Regions from separate parts of the Homo sapiens genome. Here region 2 is linked to region 1. Evidence: read pairs that join two places in POLR2A ChIA-PET (ENCODE). Cell type or tissue: OCI-LY7. All regions are shown on one strand. Each heading gives the region's core, and the rest is flanking DNA. Links, peaks and the distances in the headings are about the cores only. Region 1 overlaps DHX9 (DExH-box helicase 9). Region 2 holds the start of SHCBP1L (SHC binding and spindle associated 1 like).

The links. ChIA-PET counts read pairs that join two places held together with the same protein. Peaks named below come from ENCODE experiments on the same cell type or tissue, not always from the same donor. Only the 100,000 strongest peaks of a DNase experiment are listed, where the experiment ranks them.
Region 2: POLR2A ChIA-PET joins it to region 1 with 25 read pairs; 4 of 35 experiments call an interaction of 5 or more read pairs at or near these places.

What each region holds. Positions count from the first base shown.
Region 1 is chr1:182,887,411-182,897,838 of GRCh38, forward strand. It overlaps DHX9 (DExH-box helicase 9), which reads left to right. Exons shown (of 28, transcript NM_001357.5): 28 at 1-572. The coding sequence ends at 24. Among named protein-coding and RNA genes, the nearest start is that of DHX9-AS1, 53 kb to the left of the region's middle. RefSeq lists a silencer at 2,783-2,832. In OCI-LY7, for the core only: no CTCF peak of the experiment used is centred there; no DNase peak of the experiment used is centred there.
Region 2 is chr1:182,945,351-182,956,671 of GRCh38, forward strand. SHCBP1L (SHC binding and spindle associated 1 like) reads right to left here and starts at 7,816. Exons shown (of 10, transcript NM_030933.4): 1 at 7,379-7,816; 2 at 5,968-6,117. The coding sequence starts at 7,783. It also overlaps the pseudogene LOC100271717. In OCI-LY7, for the core only: no CTCF peak of the experiment used is centred there; no DNase peak of the experiment used is centred there.

The sequences.
Region 1 (10,428 bases), core at 34-2,533:
GGAAGAGGAGGTGGCGGCTATTAAAACTTGGTTATGTCAGTTCCTGTGTGTAGACAGTAAGGAAAAAAAGGCATGCTATGTGTTACGTGTTTTTTCCAGTATGTTTATTTGCCACCAAAAAGTAAATGCATTTTCACCCATTCTGTGGTTCATTGTAGTTTAAGGAAACCAAGCATATAGATGCATTAGTGATTTTGTTTATATTATGTAAAATATAACGATCTCTTAAAAATACCACAGTTTGTATTTTTTCTTTAAGGAGTAAAGATTTGCCTTTAAATAACTTGGTATTTTCCTGGCTTTCGTTTAATACAATAGAAAATAAAGTATTACACCGAATACTTGCCGTGTAGTTTGTTTGTTGACCTCGTATGTTAGAAAATTTTACAATGCCAGCTACATCTGTTGATTTTAAATGTCAGAGAAGTTGTACCCTGTTTCAAAAGTATACTAAGTGATACTACTTGTAATAGAATAAATCATCTTGGAATTGAATTGTTACCTTTTGAAGTAAATACTGGCAAGTGCACAAGCCACATAAACCTGAATAAAACTTTTGACCTAGGGTTGAACATTTGGCTTCCTCCCATATTCTGTCTTTGAATAAGACCAAGGCCAGCATTTTCTTTTCTAAGTTAGTTTCCACGATGACAATTAAAAGCAATAAAATCAATCCATAGAACTCTTGAATAAAAGGTAAATGAAGCTTCACTGATGTGACACATTTACCTACCTTACTGTGTTGCAAAAGGTTTTTGTTAAGCTACTTTGTTTTAATAGAGATATTCATACATTTATAGCACATTACAGTTTCCAGTGAATTTTTTCACATTTCTCATTTGAGCAAGATACAGTGGAGAGGGCAAAGGTACTGGATTACACAGAACTGGGTTTGTCTTAATTCTGTTCTCAACCATGTGGATGATCTTGGGCATATTTTTGTTTTGGTTTCCTTTTCAAAGTCCTTTATCCTGCATACATGTTTTAGATCACCTTCAGCAATTATTGTTAAGCTGATGGCACCTATCTGCAGACTCACAAGTCTGTCTCCAACCGAAATTTCCTTTCTGAGCCATGTAAACAACTGCACACTGAACATGCGTCTCTGCTTAAATATCCCACAGAAAAAAATCTCAGTGCCTTCCAAACTGACCTTCCCCTCCCCACCTACCCTGTGTCCTGACAGTACTATGTTCTCTGCTCTGCTCTTTGGAGTTTCAGCTGCTTAATTGCTTAAGCCACCATCTCTAGTCAGCTCAAAATATCTTTCAATATACTTTTATAGTTGAGTTGCCTCTGTTCTATTCAGTCTTAGTTTGGACATACAGTGCCACAGCAACTTAACTGATCCTGCCTACAGGCCTGCCTCAAGATGATCTCCACTACAGCTACAGTAAACATTCCCAAACAAATCCAGTTTCATACCCCCTCTCCTGACTTAAACTAATGGTTCTTAACTGCCGTCAGGGTAGAGGCTAAACTCCCTTCTTAGCCACTCACTCCGGCTCTACCTTCATTTCTGCTGTACAGCTGTAGCTAGCCAAACTGAACTAGCACCATCGATTGATCATGAGCTTTCTCTCCCTTTGCAAGTTGTGAAAACTCCCATAAAAGGTATAAAATCAGTAATGGTTCATTTGAATGGTACTCATCCCTCCAACAAATTCAATTAGAAATGTAAATTGATAAATGGCCAAAAGTTGTCAAAGTGCATTCTCTGAAGGTTGAAAGAAGCACTAAGGCACAGTTCTAACGTTACCATGTTCAGCTAAAGACCTGAGGAGCTCCATGTGTAGCTTCCCCCGGTCTTGTGCCCCACATATTCCAGCTGTCCTCCCTAAACTCGTTTGTCTCTTAACCGCAGTGCTCTGCTTGGTACTTTCTCCCTCTGCCATGACCCAGAAAGTGCTTCCACATAGCCATGGACTTGTCTCATTTGTTTTCCTTATTGGGGATCACAGTTCTGCATTGCCTGTTACCTAATGTCTGAAAGCAGCTGTTTCACTAGTTGCTTACATGGGAGGAAAAGTTCAGTGCCATTTGTATTTGTCATAGCTGTAAGTGGGAATCCAGTTACCAAAGAATCCATCATAAGGTCCAGAAATCATTCCTTTTCTTAGATGAGACTTAAAAGAGCAGAAGGCTACGTAGAGTATTTTGTGACATTAATACCTTGAGACATCAACCACTGTTTAATTTCTTTTTTGAGGCAGGGTCACCCAGGCTGGAGTGTAGTGGCACAATCTCAGCTCACTTGCAACCTCTACCTCCCAGGCTCAAACAATCTTCCCACCTCAGTCTCCTAAGCAGTGGATAGCTGGGACCACAGGCCCCTGCCACCACCACACCCAGCTAATTTTTGTATTTTTTGTAGAAATGGGTTTTCACCTGCCCAGGCTGATCTTGAACTCTTGACCTCAGGCAATTCACCTGCCTCGGCCTCCCAAAGTGCTGGGATTACAGGCATGAGCCACCACAGCCCGCCTTCATTTCCTTTCTTAGCCATCTCTACATTTTGCTTAGAACAAAGACAATAGTTAAAGAATGTCACAGCAAGTGTGCAATGACTGAAAGTTCTTCCAAAATGAGAGCTTGAATACACACCGTTCCCATTCAGGAAATGGGAGAGAATTCGAGGAAAAAATAATGTAGAAAGTTTTCTGCTTACCACCCCTTCTCTCACAGCACATATCTGCCGGGGTTTGGGGGTAATAAGAGTTGGCAGTGACAATTGAGTCAGCCCTTCTAGAAGTTCAGACAGGAAAGAGTGGCCTGATGTGCACGTGTTTGGTCTGTGGTTGACAGTTTGAAAGTTAACTGGAAGAAAAAGCTGATGTGCCAATTGCAGGAAGCCATGCTGCAGACCTCCCTGCGTTAACAGAATGTGTAGGTACAGTGTCCTCAAGTAAGCAGCTACAATTTGGTGGGATCTTTTGTGCTGTGAAGCTACACTCCAGACCCTCTGAATGTCACCGATGCCATAGGAACAGATCAGAATATGAATAGTTGTGCCAACTTAGGGGTCAGCCCAGACAACAAGAAAGAAGACATTAACTTTAGCCAAGCATGTATTTGAATACCAATTTCCCTCTTTCTGAATCTGGAAACAGAATTGGGACAGGAGGATAGTAAAGAAAACCAAAAATGGAATTTCTAATTTGGAACTGATGTGAATTTTGGTTTTGACTGGGAAAACGGCTCCTGAATTCTACTGTATTTACCAGAAAGACTTAGACTTGAATTACTGTCCAGAAGACAAAAAGGGAAGTTTTTTAAAGTTGTATTTGTGTAACTTTCATATTTGCAGACTGTTCTATTACATGTAGTATAAAATATTTCTGGACCATGTGGGGAAAATTTAATATTGAATCTCAAAGTTAACTGAGGTTACCTGAATTTCTGAGACTATTTTAGTGATAATTTAGCTTCTAAGAAAAGATGTTGAGGAGAGGTGGAGCAAGATGGCTGAATAAAAGCCTCCAGTGATCATCTCCCTGCAAGAACACCAAACTGAAAACTATCCACACAAAAACCTTTGTAAGAACTAAAAATCAGGTGAGCGATCACAGTACCTGGAAAGAGGTATATTGAGGAAAGAGGCACGGAAGAAGGTAGGAAAGACAGTCTTGACTGGCCTACATCACCACTTCTCTATGCCCTGGCAGCGGCCACATGGCGCAGATAGAATCTGTGTGCCTGGCAGTGGGGGAACAGATTGTGAGACTGCGTTGGAACTCAGTGCTACTCTATCACAGTGCAAAGAAGAATTTAGCCCACGCCCATGGAGGAAACATTTATACCTAGCCAGAGATAGCTAGGTATATTGATACCTAGACACCTAGATATTTATAGCCAGAGATGAATTGTCCTTCCCAGTAGTTGGAACCTGACTTCTGGCAAGCCCTGCCACTGCAGACCAAAGTGCTCTGGGGTCCTAAATGAAAGGCAGTCTAGGCCACAAGGACTGCAATTCCTGGACAAGTCCTGGTGCTGTGCTGGGCTCTGAGCCAGTTCACTTCAGGTACACACAACCTAGTGAGACGCCAGCTGGGGCAGCCAATGGAGTGTTTACGTCACCCCTCCCCCAAAACAGAAAGCACAGCTTGTGGCTTCTAGAAGGACTCCTTCCTTCAGCTGAAGAATGGTTCAACATATGCAAATCAACCAATGTGATAAATCATATCAACGGGATGAAGGACAAAAAACATGATAATTTCCATTAATGCTGAAAAAGCATTTGTTAAAATTCAACCATCCCGTGGGGTGGGGGGAGGGGGGAGGGATAGCATTAGGAGATATACCTAATGTAAATGACTAGTTAGTGGGTTCAGCACACCAACATGGCACATGTATACATATGTAACAAACCTGCACGTTGTGCAAATGTACCCTAGAACTTAAAGTATAATTAAAAAAAAAAACAACCATCCCTTCATGATTTAAATAAAACCCTCAAAAAACTGGGTATAGAAGGACATACCTCAATACAATAAAATCCACATATGACAGACCCACAGCTAGTATCATACTGAATGGGAAAGGACTTTCCTCTAAGATCTAGAACAAGACAAGGATGCCACTTTCACCGTTGTTATTCAACATAACTGGAAGTCCTAGCTAGAGCAATGAGACAAGAGAAAGAAATAAAGGGCAACCAAATTGGAAAGGAAAAAGTCAAATTATCCTTGTTTGCAGATGATATGATCTTATATTTGGAAAAACCTCAAGACTCCAGCAGAAAAACTACTGGAACTGATAAATTTGGTAAAGTTGCAGGATACAAACAGACATACAAAAATCAATAGCATTTCTATGCCAGCAACAAACAATCTGAAAAAGAAATCAAGAAAGTAAGTCAATTTATAATAGCTACAAATAAAATAAAATATCTAAGAATAAACTTCACTGAAGACATGAATGATCTCTACAATAAAAACTATAAAACACTGATGCAAGAAATTGAAGAGGACACCAAAAAATGGAAAAATATTCCTGTTCTTTGACTGCAAGAATCGATATTGTTAAAATGGCCATACTACCCAAAGCAATCTACAGATTCAATGCATTCTCTATCAAAATACCAATGACATTCTTCACAGAAATAGCAAAAATAATTCTAAAATTTAAATGGAACCACAAAAGACCCAGAATAGCCAAAGTCATCCTGAGCATAAAGAACAAAACTGGAGAAATCACATTACCTGACTTCAGATTATACTGTAGAACTATAGGAACCAAAACAACATGGTACTGTTTGCCTCCTCAGAGGAAAGAATTTGAGGGGCATAAGGCAGAAGGAGAGACTGAGGCAAGTTTTAGAGCAAGAGTGAAAGTTTTATTAAGAAGTCTTATAACAAGGGCCAGGCCCAGTGGCTCACGCCTGTAATCCCAACACTTTAGGAGGCTCAGGCAGGTGGATCACCTGAGGTCAGGAATTTGAGACCAGCCTGGCCAACATGATGAAACCCCATCTCTACTAAAAATACAACAATTAAGGCCAGGTGTGGTGGCTCATGCCTGTAATCCCAACACTAAGAGGCCGAGGTGGGCAGATCACCTGAGGTCGGGAGTTCGAGACCAGCCTGACCAGCATGGAGAAACTCCGTCTCTACTAAAAATACAAAATTAGCCGGGCGTGGTGGTGCACGCCCGTAATCGCAGCTACTCAGAAAAGCTAAGGCAGGAGAATCGCTTGAACCCGGGAGGCAGAGGTTGCAGTGAGCTGAGATCGCGTCATTGCACTCCAGCCTGGGCAACGAGCAAAACTCCGTCTCAAAAAAAAAAAAAAAAAAATACAAAAATTAGCCAGACGTGGTGGAGGTCACTTGTAGTCCCAGCTACTCAGGAGGCTGAGGCAGGAGAATCGCTTGAACCCAGGAGGCAGAGGTTGCAGACAGCCAAGATCATGCCATTGCACTCCAGCCTGGGTGACAGAGTGAGACTCCATCTCCCAAAAAATAAATAAATAAATAAAAGTTTTATAACAGGAATAAAAGGAAGGAAAGTACACTTGGAAGAGGGCCAAGTAGGTGACTCAAGACGCAAGTGCGTGGCTTGACCTTTTGACTTGGGGTTTTATACACTGGCATACTTCTGGGGTTTTATGTTACTTCTCCCCAGTTGCCAAACTCCTGAGCTCTTATCAGGAAGCTGCTGATCACCAGTTTCAGGTGTTTTCTATTTATTAGGAGAGACTGCCTTTCCTTGGCACTGGCTGTGACCAGTTATTAGTTTAGAGAGACAGTTGACCACCTGACCATCACCTGATGGTTGCCTGACACTCCTGGTGTATTGTGGGGGGTGGGGGAAGGGGCGGAGCTCTCTTCTGCCCCACTCATACCCAACTAGCTACCCACTGTAACATTACTTGCATGAAAACAGGTACATAGACTCATGGAACAGAATAGAGAAATTAAAACAGTTGAACTCATGGAGATAAAGTAATGGTTACCAAAGGCTGGCAAGGGTAGTGGTGGTGGTAGGAAAGTGGGGATGGTTAATGGGTACACAAATATTGTTAGATTGAATGAATAAGATTTAGAATTTGGTAGCACAACAGGGCAACTACAGGCAACAATAATTTACTGTACATTTAAAGAAAACTAAAAGTTTCCTAGCCAGAGCATCAGACAAGAGAAAGGGCATCAGAGTCGGTAGAGAGGAAGTCAAACTGTCACTGTCAGTGATGTGATTGCATACCTAGAAAACCCTAGGTATGCAGTAAGACTCATCCTAAAAGCTCCTAGATCTGAAAAATGAACTCAGTAAAGTTTCAAGATAGAAAATCAATGTACGCAAATCAGTAGCACTGCTATAAACCAACAACAACTCAGCTGAGACTCAAATCAAGAACTCAATCACTTTTGCAACAGCTGCAAAAATAAAATACTTAGGAATATACCTAACCAAGGAGGTGAAAGATCTCTTCAAGGAAGACTACCAAACACTGCTGAAAGAAATCATCGATGACAGAAACAAATGGAAACATATCCCATGCTCATGGATGGGTAGAATTAATATTGTGAAAATGACCATACTGCCAAAAGCAATCTATAGATTTAGTGCAATTCCCATCAAAATACTATCATCATTCTTCACAGAACTAGAAAAAACAATCCTAAAATTCATATGGACCCAAAAAAGGCCGGCACAGCCAAAGCAAGACTAAGTGGAAAGAACAAATCTAGAGGCATCATATTAGCTGACTCAAACTATACTACAAGGCTATAGTTACCAAAACAGCATGGTACTGGTATAAAAAAAAGGCATGTAGACCAATGGAACAGAATACCCAGAAATAAAGCCAAATATTTACAGCCAACTGATCTTTGACAAAGCAAACAAAAACATAAAGTGGGGAAAGGATACTGCATTCAACAAATGGTGCTGAGATAATTGGCAAGCCACAGGTAGAAGAATGAAACTGGATCCTCATCTCTCACCTTATATAAAAATCAACTCAAGATGGATCAAAGACTTAAATCTAAGACCTGAGACCATAAAAATTCTAAAAGATAACATCGGAAAAACTCTTCTAGATATTGGCTTAGGCAAAGAGTTCATGACCAAGAACCCAAAAACAAATGCAACAAAAACAAAAATAGATGGGACCTAATTAAACTAAAAAACTTCTGCACAGCAGAAGAAATAATCAGCTTAGTAAACAGACAGTCCACAGAGTGGGAGAAAATATTTGCAAACTATGCATCCAACAAAGGTCTAATATCCAGAACTCAAATCAGCAAGAAAAAAAATCAAAAAGTGGGCTAAGGACATGAATAGACAATTCTCAAAAGAAGTTATACAGGCCAGGTACAGTGGCTCATGCCTGTAATCCCAGCACTTTGGGAGGGTGAGGTGGGTGGATCGCCTGAGGTCAGGAGTTCAAGACCAGCCTGGCCAACATGGTGAAACCCCATCTCTACTAAAAATACAAAACCTAGCTAGGTGTGGTTGTTGCGCACCTATTATCCCAGCTACTCGGGGGACTGAGGCAGGAGAATGGCTTGAACATGGGAGGCGGAGGTTGCAGTGAGCCGAGATCGCACCACTGCACTCCAGCCTGGGCAATAGAGTGAGACTCCATCTCAAAAATTAAAAATAATAAAATAATAAAAATTTTAAAATTAAAAAGATATACAAATGGCCAAGAAACATATGAAAAATGCTCAACATCACTAATTATCAGGGAAATGCAAATTAAGACCACAGTGAGATACCACCTTACTCCTACATAAATGGCCATAATTTAAAAATCAAAAGAACAATGGATATTTGTATGGATGTGGTGAAAAGGGAACACTTTTACACTGCTGGTGGGAATGTAAACTAGTACAACTACTATGGAAAACAGTATAGAGATTCTTTAACTAAAAGTAGATCTACCATTTGATCTAGCAATCCCACTACTGGGTAGTTCCCCAGAGGAAAATAAATCATTATATGTAAAAGACACTTGCACACGTATGTTTATTGCAGCACAATTCACAACTACAGAAATACAGGACCAGCCTAAATGCCCATCAACCAAGTGGATAAAGAAAATGTAGTATATACATACTATGGAATACTACTCAGCCATAAAAAGGAATGAAATAATTGCATTTGCAGCAACCTGGGTGGAATTGGAGAACATTATTCTATGTAAAGTAACTCAGGGATGGAAAAACCAAATATTGTATGTTCTCACTTATAAGTGGGAGCTAAGCTATGAGGACGCAAAGGCATAAGAGTGATATAGTGGACTTTGGGGACTTGGGAAAAGGGTAAGAGGGAGTGAGGGATAAAAGACTACACATTGGATACAATGTACACTGCTCAGGTGTTGGGTGCACCAAAATCTCAGAAACCACAACTAAAGAACTTATTCATGTAACCAAACACCACCTGCTCCCCAAAAACGATTGAAATAAAATTTTTAAAAAAGATAACTAAAAGTGTATAATTGTATTGTTTGTAACAAAAAGAAAGAATAAATGCTTGAGGTGATGGGTGCCCCATTTATTGTGTGTGGTTATTACTCATTGCATGCCTGTATCAAATTATCTCATGTACCTCATAACTATATACACCACTATGTATACACAAAACTAAAGATTAAAAAAATAAATTTTAAGACATAGAAAAAAGATGTAAAAAGAATCTTTACTTCCTGGGAACTGACTAGAGTTGCCAAATGCCTCAATTGGCCCAGGACTATCTGTTTTCCTAAGACAGAAGAAGTGCTAAAACTGGGAAAATCCTGGGCAAACTGGGATGAATTGGTCATCCTAGGATTTATCTTAAATGGAAGCACTTTTAGGAATTTTCAAACTTTGAAATTCCATATTTCTTTCATACCTAGAAATAAATTTAAGATAAAGGTAACAAAGCAGTTGGCTATATAATCAAATGTTAAATGTTTCTCATCTTAACAGGCATAACTGTAAAACATTTTTCATGCTAACATGTAAAAAATAACCAATAAATACATTATTTTAGTTTTACATTTTTGTGTTAATATAATACATTATATGTACATTATAATATATATCTATTATATAATAAATAATCTCACATCTCAAGTTTTTTTTTTTTTTTTTGAGATAGAGTCTCACTCTGTCACCAGGCTGGAGTGCAATGGCGCCATCTCGGCTCACTGCAATCTCCATCTCTCCCAGGTTCAAGCAATTCTCCTGCCTCAGCCTCCCAAGTAGCTGGGATTATAGGCACACGCAACCATACCCAGCTAATTTTTGTATTTTTAATAGAGACAGGGTTTCACCATGTTGGCCAGGATGGTCTCGATCTCTTGACCTGGTGATCTGCCCACCTCAGCCTCCAAAAGTGCTGGGATTACAGGCGTGAGCCACCACGCCAGGCCAAGAATCTTATTTTTTTAAATATATGTATTTAAATATATATAATATATAAGAATATATACATATTTAAATATTTAAGAATAAGTATATATATTACACTATATATTATTTATATATTTAACTATATAGTTTATAGATTATATTATCTAGTATATAATCATACATAGTTCTTATATATGATTATTAACTTTTAACATATAAAATATATATTTTAAAAGTTAAGAATCATATATATATAATTATATATATAAAGTTAAGAATCTTGAGATGTGAGATTACCCTGGATCATCCAGGCAGGGTCAATCTAATCATATGAGTCCTTAAAAGTGGAAGAGGGAGGTAGAAGAAGGAGTCAGGGAGATGAGACAAAAGAATAGACAAGAGACTCAGAGGAGAGACACTTGATCCACTGTTGCTGGCTTTGAAAATGGATGGAGGCCATGAGCCAAGGAATGCAATCGGCCACCAGAAACTCAGCTGTCAACCGTCAAGGAAACAGGGAACTGAATCCTACAACTACAAGGAACTGAATTCTGTCAACATCCAAATGAACAAGGAAACAGATCCT
Region 2 (11,321 bases), core at 4,558-7,057, 62 kb after region 1:
TAGATTGTGTTTGAAATAAAATACTGGTTTCATTTTATTTAAAGCACTCTTCCAGAGTTCTCTGACCAGTTCTATTCTGAAGTGGTTCTCTAGGCCTGCTATGTACATAGCTGTTATCACTTTGCCATCATCCCAGGAATTCCCTTTGTTTTTCTCTTAGGTTGTGGCTTCTCTACATTTTGAATCTGATGTCTTCGTATTTCTTGATTTACTCCCTTGACTGTAGATGACATCCATTAACTTCCTAAGAAAGGGTGCATTGGACATAACTTTTGAGACCTCACATATTTGAAAATGTATTTTTTCTACACTTGACTTATAGTGTGCCTAGGTATAAAATTATACAGTGGGATATCACTTTCCCTAAAATTTTTGAAAATACATTTTCATAGCTTTTTAAAACTAAGAATTACTTTTGAAAAGTCTGGATTGGGTGTGGTGGCTTACATCTGTAATCCCAGCACTTTGGGAGGCCGAGGTGGGAGGATGTCTTGAGGCCGGGAGTTCCAGACCAGCCTGGTAAACATAGTGAAACCCCATCTCTACTAAAAATACAAAAATTAGCTGGGTATGGTGGCGCATGCCTGCAGTCTCAGCTACTCGGGAGGCTGAGGCATGAGAATTGCTTGAGCCTGGGAAGTGGAGGTTGCAGTGAGCCAAGACTGCACCACTGCACTCCAGCCTGGGCAACAGAGCAAGACTCCGTCTTAAAAAAAAAAAAAAAAAAGGAAAGGTCTGATGTCTGATGCCATTCTACCTCTTGATTCTTTATATAAACCTATCTTTTTCCTCTCTGGAATCTTATTGGACCTTCTCTTTGGTCCCAGTATTCCCAAATTTCATTATGTGTTGGACACTAAGTGGGCCCTTTCAGTCTAGAAATTTATGACCTTTGGTTCTGAGAAACCTTTACAATTTGACAATTTGCTTTCTTCTGTTCTTGCCACCAACCTCTTCCCCCATCTCTCTTCTCTCTTCCTTTCTTCTCCTCCTCATCTCCTCTTCACTGGTTGATCCACCCAGGCTCTTTCTGTGGTAAATCAGTATCATTAAGTCTTTTTTTTTTTTTAGCATATGATCATACAAAAATATTTCAAATCTCATTCCTGGAGTGATATGCCTTAGCTGCCTGTGTTCTAGAAGCAGAGTTGGAAGGTAGAAGATAGAGGATCCCAACATTCAGTACCAGCAAATTTTCATGTAATTCCCTTCTTCCCAATGGGAGTACTCCCACCCTTAACCATGCTCCTCAATTTGGCTTCTTAAATTTGTAGGTTTATATCTTTTGCCAAATTTGGTAAATTTTCTGCCATTCTTTGAATATTTTTTAGCCCTCTCTCTTTCTTCTCTCCTTCTGGAACTCTGAAGACATGAATGCTAGGTCTTTTGTTATAGTCCAACATGTTCCTGAGGTTCTGTCCTTTTAAGTCTATTTTCTTTATGGTGTTAGGATTTGATAATTTCTATTTTTCTATCTTCAAGCACAATAATTGTCCTGTCTTCATTCTGCTTTTTGTTGTTGCTGTTTTACACGTTGATGTTTCCAGGTTGTTAGCTCTTCTAGTACCCCATCTAGAATATATGGTGCAAAGAAAAGCCCAGGTGGCTGGGCACGGTGGCTTACGCCTGTAATCTCAGCACTTTGGGAGGCTGAGGCAGGTGGATCACCTGAGGTCAAGAGTTCGAGACCAGCCTCGGCAACATGGTGAAACCTCGTCTCTACTAAAAATACAAAAATTAGCCGGGCATGGTGGCTCGCGCCTATAATCCCAGCTACTCAGGAGGCTGAGGCAGGAAAATCACTTGAACCTGGGAGCTGGAGATTGCAGTGAGCCGAGATCGCGCCATGGTACTCCAGCCTGGGTGACAGAGTGAGACTCTGTCTCAAAAAAAAAAAAAAAAAAAAAATCACAATGATCACCTTAACACCTAAATCTTTTTCTGCATTTCTACACTTGGATCTTAGGCAAAAGGCCAAGAAGCAATGTTTTTCCACATTTCCGATTTTCATAGAAGACATTTCCAGAAATAAAGTGCTAGTTTAAAGTTCTTGATATATTTTGCTAAACTGCTTTGTACAGAAGTTATAAAAAAGTTTTCTTAATTTCTGGACCATTTTATAACCAAAATTAAGGATATGCTAGATTTCCTTCCCATCAAATACAGTTGACCCTTGAACAACACATGTTCCAACTGGATGGGTCCACTTATATGCGTATTTTCTTCTGCCTCTGCTACCCTAGTGACAGCAGGACCAACTCCTCTTCTTCCTCTTCCTCCTTCTCCTCAGCCTATTAAGCATGAAGACAACAGAAATGAAGATCTTTATGATGATCTATTTCTATATAATGAATAGTAAATATATTTTTCTCTTCCTTATGATTTTTCTTTTATGAGACAGGGTCTTGCTCTCAAATTTCTGGGCTCAAGTGATCCTCTCACCTCAGCCTCCCATGTAGAGAGGACTATAGGTGTGCACCACCACCCAGTTCATTTTAAAATTTTCAGTAGAGATGAGGTCTTGCTATGTTGCCCAGGTTAGTCTCAAAGTTCTGACTTTAAGCGATCCTCCTGCCTTGGGCTCCCAAAATGCTAGGACTACAAGCACAGACCTCTGTGCCCTGCCTTTACAATTTTCTTAATAACATTTTCTTTTCTCTAGCTTACTTTATTGTAAGAATATAGTGTTTATCATATTTATGACATACAAAATATGTTAATCAACTGTATACGATATCAGCAAGGCTTCCAGTCAACAGTAGGCTATTAGTTAAGTATTTGGGAAGTCAAAAGTTATACACGGATTTTTGACTGTGCAGGGCCCTGCACTGTTCAGGAGTCAACACTATGTTTCTAAGTTTTTTGTTTGTTGGTTGGTTATTGTATGAATTCATGATAGGCATAATAATGGCCCCCAAAGACGTCCATTCCCTAATCCTAATCTGTGAATATGTTACCTTACATGGCAAAATGGACTTCACAGATGTGATTACAACTAAAGACATTGAGATGTGGAGGTCATCTTGGATTACCCAGTTGGGCCCATTCTAATCACGAGTCTATTAAAAGGGGACTGCCTTTTTAGCCTGCAGTGAAGCAGAAAGATGCAGTGTGAGAAGCACATTGAAGATGAAGGAAGAGGGCCACAAGCCACAGAATGCAGGCTGCTTCTAGAGGTTAAAAAAGGCCAGGAAACAGATTCTCCCACACAGCCTCCATAAAGGTATGCAGCCTTGCATACACCTTGATTTTAGCTCAGTTAGGCCCATGTCAGACTTCTGACCTACAGAGTTGTAAGATAATAAATTTGTATTCTTTGAGCCACTGAGTGTGGTAATTTGTTGTGGCAGCAATAGAAAACTAATACAGCATCTAAAGAAAAAGCGATCAGGGGCCCATAGGAATAAATTATTGTGACATCAGAACAAAGAGTATTATATAGCATTATTAATACTTCAACTGAAGTAAGACTAAAGAAGCAGAGTCAGATAAAACAACAATATGAATTGTGCAGCACTATCTTAAGAGGTCCCAAGAGCCATTCTCACTTGTTTTTCTGCCACAAAAGAATTAGAATCTGCCAATATACTGTTTTGCTTTTTCCTCTGTTCTTATGCTTCATCCTGTCTTTCTAACATTTAGAGGACATTACTAGACCCTCACAAATTCTAAAGCAAGGCAGGGACAGATTAAATAATCAATGTATTGCAGGTAAAACCTTAGAAATTGATAGAACTTTAAGGTTACCTAATCCACTGAGTTTCCATGGAACTTTAGAGATCTTGAAAAGTTTTATGGAGTATAGGGGCTATCATGAGGTATGGAGAGAGCTGCTAAGACACCATCATCCATTTCAATCAGAAATGTTCTGCTTTAATGTTAAGCTTCCACATAAAACCTGATTGAAAAAAAACCCACAAACTTATACTAAAAAAAAAAAAGTCATAAAGCCAGATGAAAACCATTTTTATCCAGATGAAAAAAATCCAGAGAAGTTGTGAAAGATCTCGGCAAAGCTACTCAAAGTCTGAAGATGAGCAAACCTCTACAAAACAGAGTACTACTGGCTGGGCATGGTGGCTCTGCCTGTAATCCCAGCACTTTGGGAGACTGAGGTGGGTGGATCACTTGAGGTCGGGGGTTCGAGACCAGCCTGGCCAACATAGTGAAATCCCGTTTTTACTAAAAACACAAAAATTAGCCGGGTGTGGTGGTACACGCCTGCAGTCACAGCTACTCAGGAGGCTGAGGTGGGAGGACTGCTTGAAACCTAGAGGAAGAGGTTGCAGTGAGCTGAGATTGCACCACTGCACTCCAGCCTGGGCAACAGAGTTAGACCTTATCTTGAAAAAAAAAGAAAAAGGAAAAGAAACAGTATTACTGAAATATTAACTAATAGAGTCTTATTGAAAAATTAACTAATCCCAATAATCTTTTACATTCCTTTGTAATCTCTGTGACTGAAAATATGGTATTCTTTTTTTTTTTTTTTTTGAGATGGGGCCTCACTATGTCACCCAGGCTCACTGCAACCTCTGCCTCCCAGGCTCAAGCGATCCTCCCACCTCAGCCTCCTGAGTAGCTGGGACCACAGGTGTGTGCCTGTTTTTCTGGTAGAGATGGGGTTTCACCATGGTGCTCAGGCTGGTCTCTAACTCCTGAGCTCAAGTGATTCACCTACCTTGGCCTCCCAAAGTGTTGGGACTACAGGCGTGAGCCACCACGCCCAGCCGCCATTCTTTATCTGTAAAACTGACACTGACTTTTCCACAGAACACATATTTTTAAATTGTTTTCAAGTAGTATATAATACAACAAGTTACATACATAAGTTTTTCTTGTATCCAAAAATACAGATTTAAACTAACTATCTGGGGTAAGGGTATCATTTGTGGTTATAAATATTAATTTCTATATAAGGATAATTGACCTTTAACAGAATCAAACATGCCACAATGTTTAGCCTACAGGCCTAACAAAGAAAAATCTTATTAGGGCCGGGTGCAGTGACTCATGCCTGTAATCCCAGCACTTTGGGAGGCTGAGTCAGGCAGATCACGAGGCCAGGAGTTCGAGACCAGTCTGGCCAACATGGTGAAACCCCTTCTCTGCTAAAGATCACAAGGTTAGGAGTTCAAGACCAGCCTGGCCAACAGGGTTAAACCCCGTCTCTACCAAAGATACAAAAAATTAGCTGGGCATGGTGGCATGCGCCTGTAATCCCAGCTACTCGGGAGGCTGGGGCAGGAGAATCGCTTGAACCGGGGAGGCAGAGGTTGCAGTAGCCGAGATCACACCACTGCACTCCAGCCTGGGCGACAGGACGAAACTCTGTTTCAAAAGAAAAAAAAAAGAAAAATCTTATCAGATAAAGGCTTGGAAGATATTATACTAGAAGGGTACTTTTTTTTTTTGAGACGGAGTCTCACTCTGTTGCCCAGGCTGGAGTGCAGTGGCATGATCTCAGCTCACTGCAAGCTCCGCCTCCTGGGTTCACACCATTCTCCTGCCTCAGCCTCCCTAAAAAGGGTACTTTTCAAAGGAAAAAAATTTCAAATTTTCCCAGTAGTTTTCTGATCCATTTCTTTTTTTTTCCTCATCTGAACTAAACTTCTTAATTCAGATAAATGAAGATTAAAGGGAAAAGACAGAAAAAGAAGGCCCAAGTTTGTTAAAGACTGAATCACTAATTTTATAAGAAATGCATTTTTGTTATTTTTACATTAGTTGAGCAAAAACTAGGCTAATAAATATTGTCTGATACTACTAGATTCCATTTAATGATAATGGTTTACAGGCACTAATATTCCCCTAACCTTCTTTTTACACTATTAATTTTCTCGGAAACTTAAAACAGAAGTAAAAATGTGTCAACTCTTGTGTATCAATCTCCAAATAATAAAGTCATATTTTAGTCTTTAAAAGAACTGATTCAAAAAGAACAAAGATCAAATAAAATTTATTTACCTCAACCAATATACCAACAAAAGGGATAGAAGCTTCTTCATATTTCACAAAGAATACACTGGGATTAGTCTTCCAGACTCCAAGCCATTTGTCTTTCAACTTTAATTTTTCTGATAGGTATTTACCCATAACTTCATCAGCATCTTCTGCCTAACAAGAGAAAAAATGGATCTACATATAAATATATGAAATTATAGATTTTAAACTAAGTGGTTTTTTTTTTTTTTACTGATTTCTATTTTAAAATGGAACCAATATAGCCTTAAATAATGAATGACCTGGAAAATTACAGATTTTAACTGAAACCGCATCTAGTGGAAAACATCACCAACAAAAAATTAAACTTAAAAGAGATCTATTCACTCGAATAATTCATAGATAAGACAGCTAGTTATTGTTTATGTCTTAATTTTCAACTTTTTATAAATATCACTGCAGTGAATATGCAGGTACACAAATTCTTCTGCTACAACTTAAAAAAATAGGTTAGAAACATGAAATATTTGCTCTATTCCGTTTTATCAGATATGTATTTTCTATAAAAGAAAGTCATGCCACCAGGCACGGTGGCTCATGCCTGTAATCCCAACACTTTGGGAGGCCGAAGCGGGCAGATTACCTGAGGTCGGGAGTTCGAGTCCAGCCTGACCAACTGGAGAAACCCCATCTGTACTAAAAAAAAATACAAAATTAGCCAGGCGTGGTGGCTCATGCCTGTAATCCCAGCTACTCGGGAGGCTGAGGCAGGAGAATTGCTTGCACCGGGAGGCGGAGGTTGTGTGAGCCGAGATTGCCCCACTGCATTCCGGCATGGGCAACAAGAATGAAACTCCGTCTCCAAAAAAAAAAAAAAAAAAAAAAAAAAAAAAAAAAAATATATATATATATATATATATATATATATATATATATATATATACACACACACACACACACACACACATTTATATATATATATACACACACATATATATCATGCCGCATTGTGGACTGCTGAGTGGGAAGTACCCTTAAAGTAATTTCTAGCATTCTAGTGTAAAAGTCAAGGCTAAGTGATCTTACTCATGTTTGGACATAAACTGTTAAATAAAGGTACCAAGATTCATGCCTGTGCAATGATAAGGCCAATATATCTTCATTTTTTAGGAGCTCTCAGAAAATTCTCTCTCAGGGCTGTCCCGTTACCTGACGAATTTTGTCGGAAACTCGAACCTTAACTCCTCTAGGGCAGGACGCGGGCACCTCTAACAAGGTGAACGCTCTATACATGTTGACTCCATTTACTTTTTTGAAACGCAAGTTTTCGTTGTGCCCTGTGGATCCCCATCCGCCTAAGAGGGAAGCCCCAGATGCCTGTCCCCAGGTTCCGACGAGCTTCCGACCGTAGTCTTCCTGTCCCGGATCCGCTCACCTTACAGTCCTGCAGCACTTCGTCGCAATACAGCGACACCTTCTCGTCCCGCCACATCCCCCTCATACGGGACACGCAGACTGGGGGCAGGGGCTGCGCCTCCTCTTCATCCTCAGGCACTGGCAGCAGGGGCTCCTCCGCCGCCGCCGCCGCCGCCTCTCCCGTGTCCTCGGCCTGAGCCGCGGGCAGGCGCTGGAGCCGCAGCCTGGCCGTCTCCCGGCCCGCTTTCCCCTTCACCGGGCGAGGGGAGGCCACCACCGACCGCACTGGGATCGCGGTGCCCTTCAGGGTGGTCGCGGCCGCCGTGTCCCCGGAGACAGCGGAGGCGGACTTCTCGCCTCGCCTGTCCGGGCTGATGGTGCGGAATGAGTCCGCGGGCACCGAGGCCTTGGAGCCCGACGCCATCTCCTCAGCAGCCCGAGGGCCGAGGCAGCCGTTGGCCACTTTTCCCGCCCTCGGCCGCTCTGGCCAATAGGCGCTCTGCGCTTCAGGCCCGCAACGAGCGGCTGCTCGAGGGCGTCCCGCCGGGTGGGGTGTTGCGGCTCTGGGAGGGATGTGAGGCGCGGCCCAGAGCTAGGGGGTGCGGGGCCTGCGGGTAGAGCGCGGGGTCCTGCGGACGCATTCAGGGTGCTGGGGGGCGCTGCTCAGAGCTAGGTGGGACAGGGCGAAGCGCCTGGGCTCAGGACAGGGGTGGGGGGGCCCGGGTCAGTGTTGGGTGCGGCTCCGTGCCGAACCCCCACCAGGTGCCGCACACACCAGAAGGTGCCAGACGAGCCCAACGCAATGGCTCTAACCCCAGCCCTCTGTCTCCCCCAGGGGAGGTTTCCTTAGGGTCCTCATACGTTTCAGGGTGATTATGAGTCACCTTCCAGGTCATCAGGACCTAAAAAAATGCTCCACCTACCACTCCACAAACAAAGCCTGAAAGAAAATTTATTTTCATACTGGGAGGTGACACTAACTGGAACCCTCTGGCTATTACTAGAGGAAACCCTAGTGACAAATCCAGCAACCTAGATTTCCCTTTTAGCCCCCACCTATTACAGGGTTCACCAAATAGGATTTCCTTTACATTTTAAATAGGACTTTCACTTTTTGCCAAGATGTGGTCATACCAAGGAGAAGTTAGTCTGTTTTCTTGTCTCTGTTGTGCTATTCAAAATTCTCACATAAAAGATTATATTATATAACTGTTAAACTGGACAACAACTTCCAGCTGGGAGTGATGTGTGCAAACTATGAACACTTTCACGATAAAAGTCTGTTCCAGATCATACATTTTGGAGAACAACAGAGACCACTCACTTCTGGTATTTTACTGTTGAATGTATATTGAGCCAATTGGAATTAACGTTTGTTCACAGTCTAGCTGTGAAATACTGCACTGAAGCTGACAGCTCCCAAGGAGAACAGCATTGGGAAAACACCTGCCTTCCTTCACACTCGTCTGGAAGAACACTATGTTAAATTCTGAGTTTATTTTGAGGAAAATATTAACATCATGTGGCTGGGCGCGGTGGCTCACGCCTGTAATCCCAGCGCTTTGGGAGGCCGAGGCGGGCGGATCACAAGGTCAGGAGATCGAGACCATCTTGGCTAACACGGTGAAACCCCGTCTCTACTAAAAATACAAAAAATTAGCCGGGCGCAGTGGCGGGCGCCTGTAGTCCCAGCTACTCGGGAGGCTGAGGCAGGAGAATGGCGTGAACCTGGGAGGCGGAGCTTGCAGTGAGCCGAGATTGCGCCACTGCAATCCGGCCTAGGCTAAAGAGCGGGACTCCGTCTCAAAAAAAAAAAAAAAAAAAAAATTAACATCATGTTACTGTAGTTTAGGGAATAATTACAACATGCATCATGTTTCAATTCTATTCTTACTTTATTCCTTTCGTTGAGTCCTGGACTTTGTTTATAACAATACTAACTGCATATTTCACTCACACACACACACACAAATGTTTTACTCTAGTGTTTCTTCAAAAGTTTGTTTTTGATAAATTATGGGTTTTTTAATTCTTAGGTTCTGAATAATAAAGACCACCTGTCCTGGGCCAAAGTTTAAAAACAGCAACAGCTCCCTTTTCCTCCAAAAGGCAAATACTTGTTAGAAATCTGTTACATGCCACACAATGCGTAGATGCCACAGTTATAGAGGTAAAAGACCAAATCCCTGCCCTCGTAATCCTAGTGAAAGATACAGATGGGTCAGTAGATGATTGTGTTTGGTAAGGACCATGCTTTTATTTATGTAAATACACATAAATACATACATATATATATTTATATACACACAAATAATTTGTATTTATTTATGTGTGTATATATATGCGTGTGTGTGTGTGTGTGTGTGTGTATATATATACACATATATTCCACATTGTAGGAGAAAAGGACCTTTCTTCTCCAAAGAAGGGATACTTAAGCTGAGTTTTTAAAACAACTTTTTTCTTTTTTTTTGCCTCCCAAAGAAATTTAGCTTGTTTCTCCCACCTCCTGTCTCCTCCAGGATGCTTTGACAAATGGAATACCACTGTCCCTTTTTCCTACAATGACTCCCTTCTCCCAACACAGAGCTCCCAATGCCCAGGCTCAAGATCGGCTTTCAGTTCCACCCATGGCCACTGCGTTTCTTGGTCATTCTTCAAGGGGTCTTTGTGTTCTCAACCTTCTGCCGCAATCCCAAGTGGAAGCTCTGTTGGCTCGCCCTCTAGTCCTCTTCCTGCTGAGCCAGTCTTCAACTAGGAATCACACCAGAGTCACCAGGACAAGGAAAGCTAGGCCCATCTGAAGGAGATTCTGGGCAGTGTGGTCTCAGAGGGCACAGTCTTTCTGGAGTCCCGTCTCTGGTTAAAAGGTAGGTGTCCCAAGAGCCAGAAGAGGTGGGGTCTGCTGGTGTTCTCAATGTCACCTATGATCAGGAGCTTTGCCAGTTCACTGGGGAAAGACCACACATGGTTGTTATAGGAGCCAAAACATCGGTATGTCCCTCTGTGGGTTGTGGTCACAGGACCAATGGGGAACTCCGCCTGGACATTCCCATATCTGCACTGTGTGCGGCTGGATCTTCCCTCCTGTTACCACCAGATCCAGAGTCACTGGGCTCCGACCAGAGCTCCCCAGCCAGATAGAAGCAGCTGTATAGCCCTGCTGTGCGGAAGGTCATGAGTAGGATGTGGAATTCAACTTTGTTAATCCATTCAGGGGGTTTTGGTCTCTCCATGGCAGAAAGGCTTCCTTCAAAGTACAGCTGGTATTCAACAGCCTCAGAATCTCCCCAGTGACAGATGGTCACCGGCTTTTCATTTGGATTCATGAACTGGGTTCAGCCCAGATGATGGGTTTTGGGAGAGTCTGCTGCTGAGCACTGATCCTCTGGCTCAGACACAGCCAGTGGCAGAGCAGGGCAGGGAGTGCAGAAGGCATCACTCAGATTCTGCCAGTCGAGTGCCAAGCAGTGGGGTGGGGACTGAGCCCAGCAGGCCAGGAGATGCACAGTATGTGGTAGGTGAGGCCCAGCGCCCATCACCACGGGGCAGCTTTCACCTTGACTTTTTTCACAAGAAGGTTCACAGCTCCTCTCCACCTCTGACCATGAGTCTACAGAAAGGCCATGGTCCCTATGACACATCTGACCACAGCTGTGGTCTAGCCAGCTCCTCTGATAATTGTCTGCTCAGCCTGAAATGCATTTCTGGGTCAACTTCTCAATTCTGCAATGTGGAAGTCATGCCCAGGGCATGAGTCAGTATTCAGACCCATGATACCCCCTGAGAATCATATAAAAATATAGGGAATTTCACAATGAGATACCATTACCATCTCACACCAGTCAGAATGGCTATTACTAAAAAGTCAGAAATTCACAGACGCTGGTGAGATTGTGGAGCAAAGAGGAAGGTTTACACACTGTTGGTGGGAGTGTAAATTAGTTCAGCCACTGTGGAAA